Linked DNA regions of Homo sapiens: region 1 is linked to region 2. Evidence: read pairs that join two places in POLR2A ChIA-PET (ENCODE). Cell type or tissue: B cell. All regions are shown on one strand.

Region 1 (4,000 bases), 520 kb before region 2:
TGGTCTCATTTTTTCTGTTTTCAGGAAGAGTTTTTGTAAGATTGGTGCTTTTTTAAAGATTTTGGTAGAATACATTGGTGAAATCACCTGAGTCTGGTATATTCTTTATCTAATGCCTTTACTTGCAGATTCAATTTCTTTAATAGTTGTAGTACTATTCTGATGTTTTAATTTTTTATGTCAGTTTTAGTACATTGTAATTTAGATTGTAATCTTCCTCTACACTTGAAAATTTATTTTACTATCATGCTGACCATAATATCCTCTTGTGATTAATATCTTAGGTTGTTAAGCTATGTCTCTTTTGTTCATTCTATAATTGACTGTTTTCCCTCTCTTTTTCTTAATCTCACCAGATACTTTCAATTTTGTTAATTTGACAATTTTATTTATTCTCAATTCTGTTTGTCTTTCTATTTCCTATTTTCTGGTCTTCATTTCTTTCCTTCTACTTTCTATGGATTTAATGTGTTGTTTTTCTAACTTTTTGAGATGGATGCTTAGTGTGCTTATTTTTCTGCCTTCCTGCTTTTTCAGCGGTGTAAGTGCATGGGATACGTGTAGGAGATTTTCTGGTTTTTGAAATAATTGATTTAGGCCAAATGTACTGTAGTCAGAGAATTTTTAGTTTTAGGCCTTTGAAATTTGTTTAAATATGATACATAGCTCAGCATTTGTTCAATTTTTGAAAATATTTTCTGTACGCTTGTAGGGAATGTCTGTTATGTGACTTAATGTCTGCTTCACTTAGGTGAGATTTAAATCGGAATGCTCAAGCTGCCTGCATTCTTAAAATTATTGTGCTGTTTTAAAATCTCCCACCATGATTGTGGGTTTGTTAATCATTATAGGTATATCAACATTTGCTTTAAACATTTGAAGCTATATTTTTAGGTGCATACAAATTGTGCATAAAATTTGTTGCATTAAATTCTTCATAAAATTGTTTTGGTGCATAAAAATTGTTCTTGCTAACAAATCAAATCCTTTATTGAGCATGTCTCTCCTCAGTGTGTAGTAATGCTTTTTTCCTAAATCTAGTCTGAGATTAACAATGTCAATACCAGCTTTCTTTGGTTAGTGTTAGCATGTTATATTTTTTGCCATTATTTTACTTTTAATCTTTCTGTATCTTTATATTTCAGATGTTATAGGGACATACTGTTGGATTTTGCTTTTCAACCAGTCTGACAGTCTGTATTAGCCTGTTTCTTGCATTGCTATCAAGAAATACCTGAGACTGGGTAATTTATAAAGAAAAGAGGTTTAACGGGCCCATAGTTCTGCAGGCTGTATAGGAAGTGTGGTGTGGGCATCTGCTTGGCTTCTGGGGGGGCCTCAGGAAGCTTGCAATCATGGCAGAAGGCGAAGCGGGAGCAGGCATGTCACATGGCCAAAGCAGGGATGGGGAAGGTGCCACACACTTCAAACAACCAGGTCTTAGGAGAGCTCACTCACTACCGCAAGATAACACCAAGCCATGAGGGGTTCACCGCTATGACCCAAACACCTCCCACCTGGCCTCACCTCCAACACTGGGGATTACATCTCAACATAAGATTTGGAGGGGCATCCAACTATATCACAGTCTTTCTACTTACACTTAATGGAATTTCCAGCATGGGGGTTTGAATCTGCCCACTTTATTTGCTTTTTATTTGTTTCACCTAGACTTTGTTCTTTTTCTTTTGGCATTCTTAGAGATCGTTTAAGAGTTTTATATGATTCCAATTTTCTCCTCTGTTGATTTGGTAATTATATATATTTATATTATTTTAATGATTACCCAAATAATTATAACCTGTCTCTTGGCTTACTGATGTTTAGTAAAAATTCTTTGTTTTCTTTTAAATGTCTTATTTGGCATTCCAAGGATCACAAAATACTCAATTTACTCCATACTTAAAAAGCTTTTCTTGTTTTATGTTTTATTTCTATATTTAACCCAATAAGACATGATGATGATTTATAAATAACCAGTATTTCTGATCTTTCATCTGAGATTAGTTTTCTTCTTAAAGAATATCCTTACTTTTTTTTTTTTTTTTTTGTAAGGGACTGCTGATAATGAATTTTGTTTGTTGTCTCTCTACAATGTCTTTATCTCCCTGTTACTCTTGATATGTATTTTTGCTTGCTATAGAATTGTTAGCAGCAACTTTTAGCACTTTGAATGTATTTTTTCATGTCATTTCATTTTAAAAGTTGGCTGTCAGTCTTTTGTTATTTTTCTCTTTGGTTTTTATCCATCTTACTGTGATGTGGTTGGGTAGCTTTTGTTTTACCCTACAGTTTAGAGGAAAAATCGTTGAAATAATTTGAGGCTAAGGGAGATGATATCTTCCAGACTGGATTTATGTCTGCTTCTGACAGGGAGCAAGGAACACTGGCAATTGCAGATCACTTTCATTCGTTTATTGGAATTGAGCTGATTGGAGCTGAGCCTCATCCTTATGAGAACCAGTTGGATGCTGGTTTACCTTTACTGCTGGGGTGTATCCCTTTGTGGTCTCATCCCAAAGCATGGATGTTTTACTGTGGTATCTTTCTCTCCCTCAAACATACACACACACACACACACCTCCTAACCCCCCAATGCCAGTCATTCATTGGCAGATTCAGTTTTTATACCTGCACTCCCACAAGAACAACTTTGCTTAGCCTTTTCTTGAAGCAGCAGATATGCTTAGGGAACAGCATCCCCAGTGTTGGGCTTACCTCTCTGGGTTACTTTCTTCTCTTAGATTTTGGCCCCATAAATTTACACTGCTTTTTAAGCTTGCTGGTGCTTTCAAAGATAAGTTTTTGAGTATGCTATTCAGTTCTAATTGTTCTTAGCGAGAGGTTGGTTTGCTTTACCTAGTCTGCTGTTACTGGAGGCAGAAGTCTTAACATGTATTTTTTGTTGTTGTTGTTGTTAAATAGTTTATGTTTCTTAACTGTTGGGCCTATTTCAGTTTTTTACTCATGGTTCCTATTTATGTCTTTCTTATAAGTAATTCTAACAGTTGAATGAAATTACCAAGAATTATACTTGCAATCACAATGACTCAGTGGCTTTTCAATCTCAATATCTTAAGTTTTTGGTTTTAAATTATTATCTGATTCAATTTTACCATGTCTTTCATTCCTGATGATTTTTAAAAAACAAATGATAATCAATTTTGTAAATAACCTGGTACTATATAATTAAAGTTGATAGCAGCTGTCTTTTTCATTAGGATATTTAACTGGTATGCCCTTAATTTTTTTGTTGCCATTAGATCCTACATCATGCTTATAAAGATCAAACTAATACAGTAGCCTGCTCTTTTCCACAGTTTTGCCTCCTTCAGTTTTAGTTACCCATGGTCAACTGAGGTGCAAAAATATTCAGTGGAAAATTCCAGAAATAGTTCATAAGTTTTAAATTATATGTCTTTCTTAGTAGCGTGATGAAATCTTCCCACCAATTTGCTCCATCCTGGTAGGATGTGAGTCTTTCTTTTGTCCAGCTTCTCCACCCGTCTTCACTTGTTGCCCGTTAGTCACTTAGTAGTGTTTGGTGATCAGATCGACTCTAGGGATGTTGCAGTGCTTGTGTTAAAGTCACTCTTATTTCGTAATGGCCCCAAAGTGCAAGAGTAGTGTTGCCTGCAATTTGGATACACCAGAGAGGAGCTATCAAGTGCTTCCTTCAAGTGAAAAGAGGAAGGTTCTCGACTTAATAAGGAAAGAAAAAATAATGCTGAAGTTTCTGAGGTCTGTGGTAAGAATGATCTTTTTTATGTGTAATTACAAAGAAGGACAGAGAAATTCATGCTTTGCACTCCAAACTTCAAACGTTCCAGCCACAGTGAGTGATAAGTGCTTAGTTAAGATGGAAAAGGCACTACATTTGTGGGTGGGGAAGATAGGAACAGAAACATGCTCTGATTTATGGCAGTCGGATTTGGTACTATCTGAGGTTTCAGGTATCCACTTGGAGGTTTTGAAACGCATCTCCCAATGATAATGGGGG
Region 2 (4,000 bases):
CCAGTGCACGCAGACTTGTTCCCGTGTCACTGACCTCATCCTCATCGTGGGTTGCTCTGGTTTGCCTTGGTCAATATTAATCATTTCCCCCTGCCTCCCAGCTTCACTAGTTTAACTATGACGTGCATGTGCTTTTGTGGGTACCCTAAGAGTCCAGGGGCGCTGCTAAGAAAGACAAATACACACACGTAGGGAAGAAACACAAGTACCTTGCGTCTTCCTAATCTAACAGTGTCTGGATTGCTTCAGATTCCTGGAGTAGCTGGACTGAAGGCAGAGATGAGGGGCTTGTTGACCTGGGAGCTCTTTATAGCTAATGCTGCTCGGCTTCAGTTCCTGAGGCCTGCTGCCGTAGGGCCTGCCTGCAAACGCACTGTCACCACCCCCCGCCGCTGCAGCCCCCCAGGAGTTACGCTTTTGCAGAAGACCCAGCTGCCTAAGTAAAATTAAACACCCTCAAGCTGTTTGAGGCTCTTAAAAACATTTTCTCAGCACTGAACTTCTCTGAAGATCTGAGACTATTAGCACAAAACCAAGAGTTCTCTCTAAACTGCTTTTCTCTTTCCCCTGAATGCAAATGAACTTCCCCTGCTGGTTTCCATTCATCTGACAGGTCATAATTGTGACGTTGGTAAAATAGAGAAAGTTCCCTTTTGAAAATTGAGCTATGAGAACTTTTTTTGTTAAAAAAAAAAAAATAGAATATTTGCTTATTTTAAAAATAGAGTGACACAGTGATAATGGTGTCATCATTTAAACTCTACCCTATAAACTCTAGTTTGGACATGTCTTGGCTTATTGGAAATAATGAAAGTATTAACGCTGTGGATTTTTTGTTATAGTGGGTGTCACTGTTAGGAATTGTGAGTCACAGACATCTGGTCATCGTGCCTTCAACCCACAAGCAGTTATTGCCTCACATTAGAAACAAGTTTGGCCGGGCACTGTGGCTCACACCTGTAATCCCAGCACTTTGGGAGGCCGAGGAGGTGGGGGGTGGGGGGATCACCTGAGGTCAGGAGTTCGAGACCAGCCTAGCCAACATGGCGAAACCTGTCTCTACTAAAAACACAAATATTAGACAGGTGTGGTGATGTGTGCCTGCAGTCCCAGCTACTCAGGAGGCTGAGGCAGGAGAATCACTTGAACCTGGGAGGTGGAGGTTGCAGTGAGCCAAGATCATGCCACTGCACTCCAGCCTGGGTGACAGAGTGAGACTCCGTTTACAAAAAAAAAAAAAAGAAAAAAACAAGTTTGCAGAAGGCAGCATGGGGCTGGTATAGGGGCCCCACTAAGTCCTCGAGGATCCAGGTTATCTCTTTCGGCCCCACTCTCCCAGCACTTAGTGTCCAGCTCTGAGGTTGTTTCATGGTCTAGAATGGCTGCTGGAACTCCAGCCAGGACACTCACACTGCAGTCTGGACCATGGAAGAAGAACTGAAGTCCAAAATGATACATGCCTCCTTCCTTTAAAGACCCTTCCCAGAAGTCCCACACACCGCTTCTGCCACTGTCTCCTGGCCAGAACCTCACCGTAAGGCCACACCAGCTGCAGGAGGAACTGGACAAGGTTCCAGTCTTGCTAAGGAAGAAAGGGAAGGCAGAATAAAAACGAGTGCACTTCACGCCCCACATCAGGACCTGTGGCCTTCGTTATAATTTAGGGTCTCTGTATCACAGTAGACAGACCCCGTGGTTAGAGGCCTGCTGAGTGTAGGTTTCAGGTCTTCCTGTCTCTTACCTTATCAAGTTATTTAAATTTATAACATAGCCAAGCGTGCGTCTATCCAGGAAGTGTGTTCACATCTAGTCAGCATGGTCATCTTGAAGGGCTCAGGGAAAGACCCTCATACCCCACCTTCACCAATCCCTTGGTCATGAAGGATGTTGGCTCCTCTCACCTGCACCCTCTACCCAATGTGATGTTTGTAGGCACCCCATGAATAAACATTTTATGAATGAGTTGATATTAGTGGATTACACGAGCAACTACATCATTTGAAAAAAAAAATGATTATAAGAAGCTAAGAGAAGTTGTGACACTAATCCAATACTGAGATGCTTGTTTTAGATGATGTCATACTTTCATAGCAGACACTAGAGAAGCGCCCTTTGCCCTCCTCCCCACTCCTGGGGCCTTCCCCACACGTGGCCTCAGAAACTTCTTTCCCACGCTTGGGCCTCCCAGGGCCGCCCCATCCTGCAGGCTCAGGGGCTCAGACTCTGAACTATTAGCTCCATACTAGCCCTGCGCTATCTGGGGAATAAAACACTCTCTGTACTCTTGTCTCTATAGAAAAACTTTTTTTCAGTTGCAGGATAAGCCAATTAGAAATGAATTTTGGGCACCAAACTGATTCATAAGTCGGATGTTGCTTATCTTCACTTTACTTTAAAATGAATTGCTTTTATGTGTCTTTCAAGGAAAAAAATATTCTCAAAAAATCTGTAGCACTAATGATTAGCCTTACTTTGGGCTAATTTCCCTTTTGATAGAAACGAATGATTGTACCAACAACTTAAATTTCCCTTGGGGCTGGGCACAGTGGCTCAAACCTGTAATCCCAGCACTTTGGGAGGCCAAGTTGGGCAGATCACTTGAGGTCAGGAGTTCGAGACCAGACTGACCAACATGGTGAAACCCCTGTCTCTACTAAAAACACAAAATTTAGCCAGGCTTGGTGGCAGGTGCCGGTAATCCCAGCTACTTGGGAGGCTGAGGCAGGAGAATCGCTTGAACCCGGAAGGCAGAGGTTGCAGTGAGCCAATATCGTGCCACCGCACTGCAGCCTGGGTGACAAAGTGAGACTCTGTCTCAAAAAATAAATACATGAAAAATAAAAAATAAATTGCGCTTGGAAGAATAAGAAGTTATTTATATTTAGTTTTTTGTTTTAAAAGTATGCATGGGGAAGCAAGACAGCTGATCCCCATCAAAATTAAGCTGCTGGGCTTAGAAAGTGTTTTGGGGGAAGGGGTTGTATTTTATTTTGCAGGTGGTTTTTCTTCTTTTTGACAAAATCATTAGGCCTTTGAAGGACATTTTTGATCTAAGCAAAGCAAAGATAAAAGGTAGTGATAGAAGGTGACGTTTTCACTTGCTCCCTAACACTTGTGAGTCAGGCAAGGAAGAAGGACAGACGTGACTCGTCTGGGACGGTCTGCACCGGAGCATGTGGGGGGCCTGGTCTGTGCGCAGGTCAGCCCTTCTGTGGGTAGTGGTTTTCTCAAGATGCCACTACCTGGCTCGGGTCTCCGTGACCTTGTCCTGCAGCTCGTTGCCTAGACAACCAGCAGGCGGGAGCCCAGACGCCGGTCCACACAGGCAGTTATCAGGGCCAGAGGAGTGGCAGAGACTCCAGCGAGCACTGGGGCATCCATGGCACCCGAGGCTTCCAGGCGCCTCCTGCCCATTCCACACAAAGCAGAAATCTGGCAGCTGGAAGCAGCATGGTCTCAGCCGGGGACCTCCTTAATGAGATACCTAATCAATGGGGAGATGCCGCTGATAGTCACGGCTCCCGCTGCATGGAAAGGGCATGCTCTTGATTTTGTACCTGGAGAGGGAAATGAGGAGTCCCAGTTAATTGGGAGATCCAGCAAGAGCCTCACTCTGGAGCCTCATAGTCTCCTGTGCCAGGGCGAGCTCCACCTTGGTGACAGAAGGCGCAGCCCTCTGGCTGCCCTTTTCATTTCTTTTCTCTTTTTCGTCTTTTTCTTTTCCTTCCTTCCTTCCCTTTCATTTATTTCATTTTCTTTTCTTTTTGTAGAGTCAAGGTCTCACTCTGTCACCCAGCCTGGAGTGCAGTGGCATGATCACAGATCACTGCAGCCTCAAACTCCTAGGCTCAAATAATCTTCTTGCCTCAGCTTCTTGAGTAGCTGGGACTACAGGCGCATACCACCATACCTGGCTAATTTTTAAGTGTTTTTGTGGAGATGGGGTCTTGCTATGTTGCCCAGGCTGGCCTCAAACTCCTGGCCTCAAGCGATCCTCCCG

Evidence for each region. ChIA-PET counts read pairs that join two places held together with the same protein. Peaks named below come from ENCODE experiments on the same cell type or tissue, not always from the same donor. Only the 100,000 strongest peaks of a DNase experiment are listed, where the experiment ranks them.
Region 1: POLR2A ChIA-PET joins it to region 2 with 5 read pairs; 2 of 35 experiments call an interaction of 5 or more read pairs at or near these places.

What each region holds. Positions count from the first base shown.
Region 1 is chr18:13,044,798-13,048,797 of GRCh38, forward strand. The region is part of intron 15 of CEP192 (centrosomal protein 192); the gene reads left to right. Among named protein-coding and RNA genes, the nearest start is that of CEP192, 55 kb to the left of the region's middle. In B cell, no CTCF peak of the experiment used is centred here; no DNase peak of the experiment used is centred here.
Region 2 is chr18:13,567,068-13,571,067 of GRCh38, forward strand. All of the region lies in intron 4 of LDLRAD4 (low density lipoprotein receptor class A domain containing 4), which reads left to right. Among named protein-coding and RNA genes, the nearest start is that of MIR4526, 42 kb to the right of the region's middle. RefSeq lists enhancers at 1-228, 1,910-2,059. In B cell, no CTCF peak of the experiment used is centred here; DNase peaks (open chromatin) are centred at 24, 574, 1,457 and 2,134; H3K4me3 peaks cover 1,103 bases; H3K27ac peaks cover 2,013 bases.